Regions from separate parts of the Mus musculus genome. Here region 1 is linked to region 2. Evidence: chromatin contacts called from ENCODE Hi-C or POLR2A ChIA-PET data. All regions are on one chromosome and are shown on one strand. The core of a region is the stretch at or near the end of the contact, and the rest is flanking DNA. Distances in the headings are between cores, read along the strand shown.

Region 1 (7,337 bases), core at 968-3,467, 690 kb after region 2:
AGTTCTGTATGTTCATGCTGACTCCGAGGTAGCAGTGGTGCGTTAATCCAGACTGATGATCACACCGTACATGTATTAAATAGTTCTAGCAACTTGCCATCTCTGAGAGTATGAGCCAGCTAGCCAGCCAGCCAGCCTGCCTGCCCTCCCTCCCTCCCTTCTTTCCTTCCTTCCTTTTCTTTTTGGTATTGGTGATGATGTACTCGAATCCACAATCTTTGTACATGTCAGACATGTGCTGTACCACTAAGCCTCACCTCCAGCAATAGCTGCCCTCAAATCTCAAATTCTTTAATTTTTTTCAAACAATTTCTCTCTCTGTCTCTCTGTCTCTGTCTCTGTCTCTGTCTCTGTCTCTCTCTCTCTGTGTGTGTGTGTGTGTGTGTGTGTGTGTGTGTGCTTGCAGGAGTCTATGTGCAGGACATATGTCCTGTTACCCAAGGACACCCAGTGTACATTAGTTTCCCTGGACCTGGAACTACAAACAGCTGGGAGCCGCCTGGTGTGGGTGCTGGGAACTGCTACAAGAGCTGTAAGTGTTCTTACACGGAGCTGTCTCCCAAGCCCCTCTCAACTCAAGAAGGTTTGAAATGGACCCCTTTTAGCTTGTATGCCTCCCAACTGCCCGAGGCAAACTCAGTTTTAGTTCTGGAAAAGGGAATGTTCTCAGTGAGCTCAAGGACTCCGTGGGGGCTATTTGTTAAGAGTGATGGCTTTTCTCTTTATGCTTTGTCCTAGTTAAGGTTTTGTTGATGAAATGAAATATCATGACCAAAGCAAGTTGAGGAAGAAAGGTTGCATTTGATTTACACTTCCATAACACTGGATCTCACTGATGGAAGTCAGAACAGAAACTCAAACAAGGAAGGAACATGGAGGCAGGAGCTGATGCAGAGGCTATGAAGGAATGCTGCTTACTGGCTTGCTCCTCATAGCTTGCTCAGCCTGCTTTCTTATAGAATCTAGAAACACCAGTCCAGGGATGGCACCACCCACAATGGGCTGGACCCTCCCCCATCAATCACTAACTTAAAAAAATGTCCTACAGGCCACCTACAGACCTATCTTATGGAGACATTTTCTCAGTTGGGGGTACTCTCCTCTCTGATGACTCTAACTTTTGACAAAACAGCTAGCATTTATTATTCTGTTTGGAGCCTGTGAGAGCCAGGTAGTGCTGGTTAGTAAGACAGAAGTTAAGCAAAAGAAGATACTCATTGCTCCCCACGGAATTCATAACAACGAACTAAATACCAATAATCAAACAAGAGGCAAACGAAAATTTCCTAAAAGAAGCAACGTTCTACAAGACTGATTAACTAATTAAAACGTGAGTGACTTGAAGCATTGTGGTGCTGCAGATCCAGAGCCCAACTATCTTGGCCCATTAGTCCCTCAAATGGTAATTTATTCCCAACTTACTTGTGAACCAACGGCCTTGTTATTATTAAGGGACTACATTCAGCAACCGCCTCACTTCCATCAACCTGAAGGCTAAGAAGGCCATCAGCGCAACTGAGGCATACAGCAGAGACATCTCCATTTTGATATAGCATTCCTAAATGGGTGTACCTGCCAATGTGTTTAAGGAATGGCTTTCTTGCTCTGATACTATGGAATGCCATGGAATTGTTACATGTAATTGGAACATGGATTTGTGGTGACCTAAATCTTGTGTTCTGAGCCCCTCATTAATACTTGACTCTAGAATAAACTATCTCTTTTGCCCTTTAGGTGACAGTTGTGTTTTTCATGTAGGCACAAGCAAATAAAAGGTGGAACTGAGGAGGCTGGAGAGGGTGGCTCTGCAGTTAGGAACACGTAATTTTTCAGAGGACCCATGTTCAATTTCCAGCATCCACATAGGGTCCCTTGCCACTGCCTGTAACTCCAGCTCCAGGGGATCATATGTCCTTCATGGGCACCTGCAATCACACTCACACACACACACACACACACACACACACACACACACACACTCCACGCACTTCATAGTCACTCACTAAATGCAAATGAGATCACAGTACTTAGTGAAATGTACAAACTTGCTAACCCTGTAGAGAAGTGTAACTTTGCAAATTATGGAGAAGAGGAAAATTATATACATTTACAGGTATAACTCCCTCAAACAAGCGGCGGTACACCGGGAAGCAAGTTTAGTCCCATAGGAGCCACCGTCCGGCCACACCCCATCGCACTGACTTCTGGGAGTTGTAGTCCTTCATTGAGGGTGTAGACATGGCGGCCTCCATGGCAGAAAGTTGTAGGGCGTCCCTGTACCTGGCCCGGAGCGTCCGAATGGCCAGGCCACGGCTTGCTGCCTTCGCATCTGATGCCTGCCGTGTCTGCACGGGCCCAAGCCGATTTCAGAGCACCGGGCCTTCAGAGCCCGGTGGGTTCAAGCCACCGCCGAAACCTGTCATCGTGGACCGGCGCCGAGTCCCGGAAGACGAGAGAAGGTGAGGCGGCCGAGGCCGCGTGGGAGTGCGCACACTTTGATACCCGCTTTATAGCTGGGCTGCACGAAATCGGGTTCCGGGTCTGCCCCTCTCTAGATCACGAAAGACGCAGGCTTGGACTCCCTTCCCTCAGTTTGTCCTAAAATCCACCACGGTGAGCCTTGGCCAACAGATTCTATCCAGGAGGAAGGGTTTGGGGAGGTCAGATCGGCTCAGGCACGTGGATCCAGCACACTCTTTTTCGTCTTACCTACATAAATGCATCTTCAGAAGCTTAACAGTATGGACCCGCAGGGTGGTTCGGTTGTGAAAGTTGCAACCTGTACACCCAAATCCATGCCTAGAACCCATAGAGAAAAGAGAGACCGTACTCCAAAGTTTGCCTTCAAATCCCCACATGAATGTTATGCTGGGCGCTCCAACCACAATACACAATAATTTGTGGGTGTGTATCAGGCTGGCCTTGAACTCAAAAAAGATCTGCCTGCTTTTGCCTCCTAAATGTTAGGATCAAAGGTGGGAATCCCTATGCTCGGTGGAAGATTTCTTTTAAAGTCAGTTTGCAGCTGGTGATTTGTATATATTTTCTCCATATTTATAGCTCAGTGGGAGACTTGTGCTCATTTGCAGACTGAGAGAAATGCAGCGTATTAACTGTGACAAAATTGTAACAAATAGTAATTATGTCAGCGGTTCATCACCTTTACGCTCCAGTTGTGCTTTGTTTTTTTTTTTTTTAAGTAAGATGACAATAAAACATCTAACTGGTCTCAGGATTAATTTATGCTACTATGGGTCAGCTTGCCTGTGTGGTGACAAACACCAGAGACAGCCAGCCTAAAGGGAACAAATTCGTTTGGCTCAGGGTTTGGACAGTTGTAGTTAATTTTGCTTGGTCCTGGCCCTGTCACTTGGGCCCTGCAGTGACACAGTATAGCGTGGCAGGAAGCATTAGCTAGGTAAAAGCAAAGGGAGAAACAGAAAGGGGCCGGGGTCTGTGCCTTGCCTTCAAGGTTAGATGCCCAGTGACATGTTTCCTGTACCGGACTGAAACTCTTTAAGGCTTTCTAAGCCCCAGTAGCTGCCCAGGATGACAGCTAAACAAACCCTTAGCACAAATGCCTTCTTGGACAATAAGGTCCAGACCTTGAGGGCTACTTGATGTATGATAACCATTTAAACACAATGCCTGGTGCGTTCTCAGGAGTGAGCATTAACAATGGTTTTGGAAACCATGGTTTTAGAAATAACATTGCAATCCATATTGAAAGAATAAAATACATCTACATTATACCCATTGTTTTTCTTATGCTGGCCTAAATCACCTTTCATTTTTAATTTTTTTATAGGTTCCTGAGTCCTGAATTCATCCCTCCCAGGGGGAGAACAAACCCTCTGAAATTTAAGATAGAAAGAAAAGATATGCTAGACAGGAGAAAGGTGCTTCCGATTCCAGAGTTCTATGTTGGTGAGTAACGGTGTCTGGCAGCAGGTGTTGGGCGCTAGTTTTCATTGCCTTCAGATTATTGTTCAGATGTCTGGGTTTTGCTGTTATTTATTTCTGACATACTAAGATATAAACCTTATTTGTTCATTCCTGCATCTGTGTCAGAGCTTGCTTCTCTTCTGACTCTGTAGGAAGCATACTTCGAGTCACCACAGCCGACCCCTATGCCAGTGGAAAAACCAGCCAGTTCCTGGGGATTTGCATCAAGCGATCAGGGAATGGGCTCGGGGCTACTTTCACCCTCAGGAACACGATTGAAGGACAAGGTATGTTTCTTCTTGAGCATCCAGAGAGTGAAACTGGGATTTCCCCAAGAGATAATGTGTGCTTTGCCTTGGATACAGATTAGTATTCACTGTTTAACGTGCATTGTTTAGTTTCTTTTGAGGGCTTCTTTTATTATAGGGCAACACCCATTAGGACTAGACTGGCCTGGGCATGGTGACATGTCTGCTATCCTAGCATAGGGATGTCCTGAGGCAGAAACTACATAGTGAGACCTTGCCTAAACAAACATGGTTATTTTCAAGTATGGAGACAGTGTATAAAGCAGTGAAGAGAGATTCCTTTTGTTTTTGCTAGTAGTGTTTTTAAAACGGGATGGTCCATATAGGCCATGGGTGGCCAGGAACTTGCTATATAGAGCTGACTGACTTCAAACTTGAAATATCCTCAAATCTCGGCCTCCTGAGGACAGGGATTAGAGGATTAGAGATGTGAGCTGTCACATTTAGCAGGATCACCCCTTTCTGAGCAAATACCCCGAAGTCCACTGGGACTCCTAAAATGAAGGTCTCTACTTTATGTTGTGACATGTTATAACCTGTTATGACAGGTTATGGTGTCAGAAGCAGTCACACATGCCATGACTGACACAGCAGAACAAATGGTAAAGTTCTAGAAAGGAGAATTGAAACGGCAAGTAAGAGTGTTTATTCTTCTGGGTGCACTTTGGGGTTCTGACCAGTGAGCTACCATGAGAGCAGGTCTTGAAGGTGAATCTTGGAGGGTCACATTCATAACGGCAGCTTGCTTACCACGTTACTGTTTGTGCCAGGAGGGCCTCTCCCTGGCATACTAGTGCAATCTTTGTTGTTATGATGAAACACTATGTCCAAAAGCAACTCGGAGGGTGAGAGTCTGCATGTCCGTTTATTGCTCTAAAAAGGGAAATCACCTGACACTCATTGCCTTTCTGTAGCCAGTGCAGTTCGAGTTTATTTCAGCTTACACATCTTCAGGTCAGTTTCAAGAGAGACAGAAACATGGCAGAGTGCTGCTTGCTGGTTCACTCGTGGGCTCTGTCAGCCACCTCGTCATCCAGCCTAGGACCACCTGCCCAGGGATGGTACCTCCCACAAGGGACTGGGCCCTTTATATCAATTGGCCCTACAGACATACCCACAGGCCAGTCCGGTCTACACAGTTCTCCAGCCGAGGCTTTCTCTTCCCAGGGTAATGTATGTTGAAGAGGTGGGGGTGATGTATTTATAGACGTCTTACACCACATCATTCAATTTCTCACTTTTCAATTCAAATGGGATTTAGTTTGTTTTGCTTTGATAATCTTGATCTTTTAAAAATGACATGTGTTTGCTCAGTTCCCACTTGCTAGCTTCTTTATACTGTACGGTAAAGTATTGCGGGAGTCTGGACTTAATGTGGTGAGTCCATGGCTTGAAGCAGCCTGTTCCCTTTCTAGGTGTGGAGATTTGCTTTGAACTGTATAATCCTCGAATCCAGGAGATCCAGGTGGTGAAGTTGGAGAAGCGGCTGGATGACAACCTGCTGTACTTACGGGACGCCCTTCCCGAGTACAGCACCTTTGACGTGAACATGAAGCCGGTCCCACAGGAGGCCTGCCAGGAAGTGCCTGTTAACAAGGTAGATGCTGTGCATTTGTTCAGGGGCAAGTAAGAGAGAAGCGCCTGCAGAAGACCTGGGGGCGGGGGAGGGGGCGGGGGTGGGGGCGGGGGTGGGGGGAAGACTTTTGTGTGCACCTCACCAGCCCACAATTCCTGTTTTTGTTTTGCTAAGCTGAAAGTTAAAATGAAGCCAAAGCCGTGGTCCAAACGCTGGGAACGTCCAAACTTCAACATTAAGGGAATCAGATTTGACCTTGCTTTAACTGAAGAGCAAATGAAGGAAGCCCAGAAGTGGAACAAGCCATGGATTGAGTTTGATATGATGAGAGAATATGACACTTCAAAAATTGAAGCTGCATTGTGGGAAGAAATAGAAGCATCGAAGAAGTCTTGATCCTGGGACTAGTGAATGGCTCAACAGGTAAACATGCCTGTTGGCTCAGGCCTGATGCCCTGAACTTGACTCTGGAACCCAGGGCGGAAGGCGAGTAACAACTCCTAAAAGTTGCCCTTTGGCTTCTACTGCACATCCTTGCGTATGTGTACTGCAATTACACACACACTTAAAAGTATCTTTCTGCCGGGTGTGGTGGCGCATGCCTTTAATCCCAGCACTCGGGAGGCAGAGGCAGGCGGATTTCTGAGTTCGAGGCCAGCCTGGTCTACAAAGTGAGGTCCAGGACAGCCAGGGCTATACAGAGAAACCCTGTCTTGACAAACCAAAAAAAAAAAAAAAAAAAAAAAAAAAAGTATCTTTCTTTTAAGCCCTTGTTCTGAGAATGCCTTTGGTTAATGTATTAGCTCTTTGGTTTGAAAGCCATTAAGTTTGCTTTGTAAGGACATAGTGATTAAATGAGCATTCCTCACTTTTCGGTACCTAGCATAAAGTCTGCATGTCAGTTTATTGCTCTCAAAAGAGCAATCACCTGACAGTCATTCCCTTTCTATAGCCAGTGAAGTTAGCATCACCAGAATAAGATGAACTGGGATCTGAGCAAGAGGAGTAGGGAAAAAACCATAAACACACAACAGTGTGCAAGTTAAAATGTAAGAATAGGAGCTGTAGAGGTGGCTCAGTAGTTCAGAGCACTTGCTACTCTTGCAGAGGCCCTACGTTTAGTTCCTAGCACCCAGGCCTGTATGTGTGTACATGGTTCCAGAGACCAGGAAGTATCAGACTGCCTGGAACTGGAGTTACAGCTGCTTATGACACAGGTGGTAGTTTGAATATGCTTGGCCCATATGGAGTGGTACTGTTAGGAAGTGTGGCCGTGTTGGATGAAGTATGTCACGGTGGGGGTGGGCTTTGCGGTCTCATGTTCAAGTGTGGTCAGCGTCAGACTCTCCTAGCTGTAGTTGGATCAAGATGCAGAACTCTCAGCCGTGTGTCTGCCTGGACACTTCCATGATGTTAATGGACTGAAGCTCTGATACTGTTAAGCCAGCCCTAATTCAATGTTGTCCCTTATGAGAGTTGCCTTAGTCGTGGTGTCTCGTCACAGCAAT
Region 2 (7,249 bases), core at 4,303-6,802:
TCAACTTCTTCATGTGCAGTGAGTTATGTAGGTGTTGTTTTCAGCAACAGGGCCTTGCTGTCAGTTTGTGGAGAACAACTAACAGCTTTGGCAGTAGCCCGATATCTTAGGATTTCCATTGTTGTGAAGAAACACCATGATCATGGCAACTCTTAGAAAATAAAACATTTAATTGGGGCTGGCTATCATATGTCTATGCAAGATTATGAATTCATATGAGTAAAATCAGATGTATCATGGAAAATGGCAAGCATAATGAAGAAAAGTTTACATAATTTAAGCCTGTCAATCAAAGCAGAAATCCACACATACCTTACCCATAGCAACTAACTCCTCAGATTAGAATTACAGAATTTTAGTCCATTAATATTACAGCAGGAAACATGGCAGAGTGCAGGCAGGCATGTGCTGGAGAAGGAGCTAAGAGTTCTATATCTTGATCTGAAGTCAGCAGAAGGAGACTGTGTCACTGCGTGTAGTGTGAGCACAGGAGACCTCAAAGCCTGCCCCTACAGTGACATACTTCCTCCAACAAGGCCACTCCCACTCTAACAAGGTCACACCTCCTAATAGTGCCATTCCTTTTGGCCAAGCATTCAAATATATGAGTCTGTGGAGGCCATACCTATTCAAACCAATACACTTGGGTTGTTTAGGATATTCCCTTTGGCTAATATCTTGAATAGATGTGACCCATTCCCAGCACTGGGCTTTGAGGTTTCAAAAGCCCACGTCATTCCTGTTAGCTGTCTTTCTTCCTCAGGGTTGTTGTCTCAACATGTAAGTTCTTAGCTATTGCCCCAGCACTAAGCCTGCCTGCCTGCTGCCACACTATGGTCATAGAGTAATCCTCTAAATGTGTAAGCAACTCCCAAATAGACCTTTTCTTCCCTATAAGTTTCCTTGGTCATAGTGTCTCTTCACAGCAATAGAAAAATAACTAAGACATGAACCACAAAATGGAAGTCATCACCAAGTTGTTAGAAAGGAGTAACTTATTCTATGTTTTGAAGTGGGGTGTACATGCAGGTTAGAGTCCTAGATTGCTAGATGCATTGTTAGCAGATCTGTGTGCACATAGCCCAAGTCAAGTGAAGTCCAGGCTAAGTTATTCCCTATGCTTGCTTGTACCAGGATGACTTCTTTCTAGCCTGAATCAGGACAAAGACTTATTTGAGCCAGGTTTCCTAACCCTATAGGAAATTACTGAATCATATCAACATGATCAATAAGACCAAATTCTGAACGTAAAGCAAGAACAAGTCTTAGTCAGGTGTGGGTTTGCTGCTGTTTATAGCTCCCACTCTGCTCTCCTTTTTTCTAGAACTCTCTCCCATTTTTTTCCTTTCGATAAAACACAATGTACACTATTATTACTCCCATCTGGTCTCCGAGAGACAGGGTGCTCCACATCCTCCAGCTCTTCCTTCGGTCTACTGCGGAATATTTGGTCTACATGATTGTTGGCTGCCTCATGAGCTCTTTTCACTCGAAACGTTGTGACAGCTTGCTGTCCACAGTGATGGCAGCTAGTGCTATCTTAACAGCAGTGATCTTTCCTTGCTTCACCAAAGATCTGTGTGATGTTGCCCGTCGGGTAGGGATTCTGCTGCCTCTTCCAGAAGCAGCTGAAGCTTCTAATTGCTCTTCTGCAAGTGAACAGAATGATGGTTATACAAACTGACTTCCTGATGATGCCTGCTACCAGGTTCATCTCAGCTTATATGGAGGCTTTCCAGGTAGGCCAAGGCCATCATGGTTGGGCTCATAGGACCCTGAATTTCATAGTGTGTCTCAGTCTAGCTAGCAAGCACGATGGGTGAGACAACTTGCAGTCTCAGCTGGGTATTATATATCTATAATCAGAGTATTTGGGAGGTTGAGACAGGAGGACTGCCACTAATTCCACCTCTCTTTCAAAAACCAAACTGAAATAAAACAACATAAAAGAGAATAAAATTAAAATTAATCTTTGTGAATACCATTCCTCAGAGGGGCCTGGAGAGATGATGCAGCAGTTAAGAGCACTTGTCTCAGAAGACCCAGGCTCAATCTCCAGAATCCATGCTGGGTGGTTCTAAGCAGACCCAATCCTCTGATCTCTTAGGTACACACACACACACACACACACACACAGAAAAACCCTCATAACAACTTACATATTCTCTGGAAATTAAACTTAGCATTAAGAACTAGTTCAAAATAAAAGAGGACAGAAAATTGGGTCATAGTGGAGTGGGAATGGAGCTGGAAGGAGTTAACAGGAGGAGTTTCAGGTGAATGTGCTTAAAATATGCTGTATGGGATTCCCAATGAATTAATGAAGATATTTAAAAATGCTTCTAATTATAAGTAGTAAAAGACTAATACATGATTCTTAAATGTATGCTTATTTGGAAAACAATTCCAAATATTATGTTTGTTGTTGTTTTGTTTGAGGTTGGGTCTTGCTATATAGCACTGGCTGCTCTAGAATTCAGTGTGTAGATCAGGCTAGCCTCAGGGTTGTGGCCATCTTTCAGCACCATCATACTCAGCTCCACGCATCACTTTAGTTTATGACTGCCAAGTTACTGTGACAGAGCTCATTGACAGAGGGCTTGAACCTCACACTCCCCTCTGTTCTCTTCTTATAGACTAGCCACAGTTCCTTTTCTTCACATTACTTCTTGAGAATAAAAAAATCCAATATTGCAGACCACTGAACTGAAAAGTAATCTGCTGGGAATGAGTTAGGATAGCCTTCTGTCCTTCGTGACTGCCATTCAGAGAGGCTCATAAACCATCCCAAGGGCAGCTGGATCCTACAGAGGAGAGCTCAGGACAAGCTGAGTGCTGCCTTCTGAGCAGGGCCGCTGTGAACAAAGGGAGAACGTGACCAAAGGCCTCAGTATACCTTCTAACTGATTTTCAGGGATTTAAAGTTATGAAATGTATTTGCTTTCTATTAAACAAAGTCCATAAGCAAATGTCAAGTTGATTGCTTAAAGCTGAATGCAAAGGCTGGAGCCTGTAACTCCATCACTTGGGAAGCCGAGGCAGGAGGACTGTCACCAGTTCTAGGCTAGCCTGGGCTACAGTCTCATAATACCAGGAAAAAAAAATGATTGTCTAAAACAGTGCAGAAAGGACTAGAGACCCTTAGCAGACATTTTCAGATAATGACTTTTGCCCTCAGATTCTAACATGCCTTCTGAGGCGATTTTAGTTTCAGATGAGCTATTGTTAATGATCCATTGACTCTGTAAATACTTACTGAATACCCAAGTGTTGGGTACTTTATCATAGTCTCAAGACAACGAACAAAACCAGACAGAACACCTCCTTTCAGGAATTTTCAATCTGGGGAAAGTAGGACTAGAGAAGTAAAATGCACAGGGAGAGGCTCCGTGCTACTGTGGGACCAGCACTCTAAAGGACAGGTGTTCAGTAGTATGACTGATTTAACTTCATCTGTGGAGCTTTAGGTGGGAAGAGAAGTTTCCATAATGAAGAGAACCTGGGATCTGAAGTAGATAAAAGCTTTGGGGGAAGAACAAAAGAACTAGAGACCCAGTCTATATGGTCCAGGTGCAGAGAGGACCTGGAGGTGTTACAAAATTGAGAGGGTGGAAGGAGCCCAGTACAGTGATCCTTACAGGTTACATTGGATTTAAATCATTTCAAAGTTGGGGTGAAAAGATTGGAAATCTATGTAATCAATTTCTACGAACAATCAACCAATAAGAATAAAGTTTCTTGGTTTTTTTTTTTCTTTTTTTCTTAAGTACACAGTAGAGAGCACTCAAGACAAAGGTCCTAAGGAAAACTCTGGTACAATGTAACTCATCGCTCCTCCCCTGGAGCTTTTAATTCTGGCCAAAACTCATTTTGTTCCAGTGGGGCCTCTGTGTATAGACCCAGTTAAAGTTTATTGCTTAAATTTGGAAGTAAATGATTTCAGGTTATTATGCAATGAGCCCTTGGCTTCCCCTTATTCCACAGGTACACTGTGGAACAGTCTGTGGCTCACTCATAGCTGTAAATAAAATTACTTACCTGCATCAATAGTACAGGCATTATGACTAAACATTAATATTTATATAAAGCAATTAACTAGGTACACAGTGTTCTTATTATGCCTTATATTAAAAATTTAGTGTGTGTTGGATGCATTTGTTGGTATAAAGGCCCAAGGTCCACAAGCTCACTGATTTGGTTCGGCTAGCTTAGCTGGCCAAAGAACTTAAGCAATCCTGTTCTCTTAGTGCAGAAGTTACAGGAGTTCTATCACACTAGCCTTTTACTGTGTTCTGGTGATTCGAACTCAGGTCCTTGATGAGCAGCATACACTTTACTGAGTTGTCTCTCTTGCCTATTGCGAATATTTGCCACACTTCCATGCCAGATCTCTGGTTCGGTATGAGAACTCATAGGTAAGAAGAGGCAGGGAGAGGCTTCTTGGAGATCCTTTGCAGAGGCCGGCGAGGTCAAAGCGATTTTCTGTTTTAAAGATAGGGCCTTACTATGTCGTCCTCGCTGGCTTGGGAACTCCCTCTGTACACCAGGCTGGTTTCAAAGAGCATGATGTGCTTTTGCTACTTGAGTGCTTATATTAAAGGCGTGCACCACCACACCTGGTAAAAGTTATCTTAATCTTAGTCATTCTCATTCTCTCAAGAAGGTGCAGTGGAATTTTCCATAACTATGCAAAAAAACAGATAGTAAAATGTTGAGAAGCAGCTAGACGATCAAATTGTTTTCTAAAGGAGACATTAATTTTTTTCTCATCAATTTTTGTTTTTGTTTTGTTTTGTTGGTTTTGGTTTTTTCGAGACAGGGTTTCTCTGTGTAGCCCTGGCTGTCCTCGAACTCACTTTGTGGACCAGGCTGGCCTCGAACTCAGAAATCCGCCTGCCTCTGCCTCCCAAGTGCTGGGATTAAAGGCGTGTGCCATCACCGCCCCGCCAATTTTTGTTTTTGAAAAGTTACTTGTCATGATAATGTTTTGCCAACACTACATACTAGTATTTTAAAACATAAACCCTATGCAATTAATGTTCCTAGAGAACACAGTTTTTAGTTTTGTTGTTTTGAGTAAGGAGATCAGTGTTCTGAGCTAACCCTTGTTTGACCAACCACAGACAAAACTTGCTCTCCGTGTCTGCACGCCTTTTTTGCAGTGGTTTCCTCCCACTAAACCGCACTTCCAATTCTGCCCGTCAAACGTCCCATTCCACCTAAAACATGATCCCCGGCGCTGGCCCGGGTCTGTCGCTGCGCGGGGCAGCGTTGTGGGGACACCCACGGGTTCCCCTCCTGTTGGCCTAGAGGTTAAACTCAGCACCTACTGAGGCTCTAGAGAAGCATCCGGACTTCCGGCTCAGCTAGGCCACGCCCGGCCGCTTCCAGGCTGTGGCCGCCCGGAAGAGTACATCAGACCCCGGAGTCAGAGGGGGCGGTTCTGGCGCGCCACGCCTAGTGAGGGTGGGGCCACGCCCACACGGAGAGGCGTGGTCTCTACCCGGCGCGGGAAAGGGGCCGAAATCGCGTGCGCGCGCTCAGTCAGCGACCGCGCGCCACACGTTTCGGGAGGGGATGGCGGCAGCGGCGGCTGCTGGGAGCGGGACGCCCAGAGAGGAAGAGGCTCCCGGAGGGGAGGCAGCGGCTTCGCAGGCCCAAGCCCCGACGAGTGCACCCGGGGGAGTTCGCCTCTCGAGGCTGCCTCTGGCGAGAGTAAAGGCCTTGGTGAAGGCAGACCCTGACGTAACGCTGGCGGGACAGGAAGCCATCTTTATCCTGGCGCGTGCCGCGGTGCGACGGGGAAGCAAGGGCGCCTGGGTCGGGGAAAGGGGCGTGGCATCTAGGGGGCGTGGCGCTAGGGGGCGTGGCGGGCCCTGGTACGCCGACCTGACTTGACTGAGACCTAGGAAGGCCTCTGTGGGCCCCGTTTGAGTTGGTTAGCCACTCTCCTCTTCACGAGGACCCACGCAAATTTAGTTTGCATGGCTCCCACGGCTCACACAGAACTTGAAGGGGATCCTAATGAATGAGTAGGGTGGATTTGGAGATATTAGAGCAGGGGGATTGGAGCTATGGAGAGGGATAGCAGAAGTATTTTCATAAGTTCAGTACAATGGTAGCTTCTAGAACTTTCCTGTGTGGTAGAGTTCCCCCTTTACCCTTCTTGTCCACGTCTACACAGGATTGCTCATCTCAGTGGGCTAGAGTCCACTAATCTCTGCTTGCTTTTTTTTTTTTTTGTTGCAGGAACTGTTCGTGGAGACTATCGCAAAAGATGCCTACTGCTGTGCTCAACAAGGAAAGAGGAAAACTCTCCAGAGGAGAGATTTGGGTAGAGTCGCTGTGGTACCCCAGGGTGGACAGGGGAGCTATGGGCTGGGCTTTCTTATAGCTGTTTCACAAGGCATCATTGAAGCAAGGGGAAATTTGGCTTTTGGTTTATTTGTCTACCTGGTAACCCTTCCACATGTGTAAGCCTTTAGAGACTGTACCTCTCATTCCCTTCTATGCTGCCAAACTCTTTTTCTAGTATCTTTTTTTTTTGTTTTTGTTTTTCGAGACAGGGTTTCTCTGCAGCCCTGGCTGTCCTGGAACTCACTCTGTAGACCAGGCTGGCCTCGAACTCAGAAATTCACCTGCCTCAGTCTCCCAAGTGCTGGGATTAAAGGCGTGCACCACCACGCCCGGCCTTGTTCTAGTGTCTTTAGAGTAGAGAGAAAAGTGAATTTTGGAATAAGACAGGATTGTAGGATGCCTTGAACAGCATTTTCGCTGGCTTTTGAGGTGAGACAGTTAAAAGAATAGTGAGTGTAAAGATGGATCTTAGGACCTCTGGGTTACAGTTTGTAAGTGATGTCATTTGCATAAAATTCCATGTTGGGTCTGATGTCTGAATGGCAAGAGCCAATCAAGTATCCCTTTACCTTGTGTTTCAGATAATGCAATAGAAGCTGTGGATGAATTCGCTTTTCTAGAAGGTGAGTTCACTGCCTGCACAGACTATTTCTCTGTTGATGATGTGAGCTTCAAACCTTATAAAACCTTATAAAACAGATGTGTGGTTTTCCTTTGTATACATGGCAGCAATTCTCCCTGTTTTGATAGAAAAAAAAGGAACATTTTCCATTCTTGGGGAATTAGAAATTCTACAGGGAAATTGCAAGCTTAAAAGAAGAAGGAGGGAGTATATAAATTACCAGTAGAATTGGATTTAGATTTTGAATCCTGTTTATATCTCCAAACTAAA

The links. Hi-C counts contacts between places; a loop is a spot of excess contacts on that map. ChIA-PET counts read pairs that join two places held with the same protein, here RNA polymerase II (POLR2A).
Region 1: a loop to region 2 is called in a map of T-helper 1 cell, with 4 times the contacts of the local background. The contact joins the promoter of Mrpl19 here to the promoter of Pole4 in region 2. A Hi-C loop is called at or near these places in 2 of 37 maps with a recorded cell type or tissue (T-helper 1 cell and regulatory T cell). POLR2A ChIA-PET finds 5 or more read pairs at or near these places in 1 of 5 experiments (Patski).

The regions. Positions count from the first base shown.
Region 1 is chr6:81,960,829-81,968,165 of GRCm38, reverse strand. It overlaps Mrpl19 (mitochondrial ribosomal protein L19), which reads left to right and starts at 2,217. Exons shown (of 5, transcript NM_026490.2): 1 at 2,217-2,459; 2 at 3,809-3,927; 3 at 4,098-4,232; 4 at 5,669-5,850; 5 at 6,004-7,337. The coding sequence starts at 2,239. The coding sequence ends at 6,225.
Region 2 is chr6:82,651,168-82,658,416 of GRCm38, reverse strand. Pole4 (polymerase (DNA-directed), epsilon 4 (p12 subunit)) reads left to right here and starts at 5,552. Exons shown (of 4, transcript NM_025882.3): 1 at 5,552-5,793; 2 at 6,250-6,334; 3 at 6,939-6,980. The coding sequence starts at 5,578.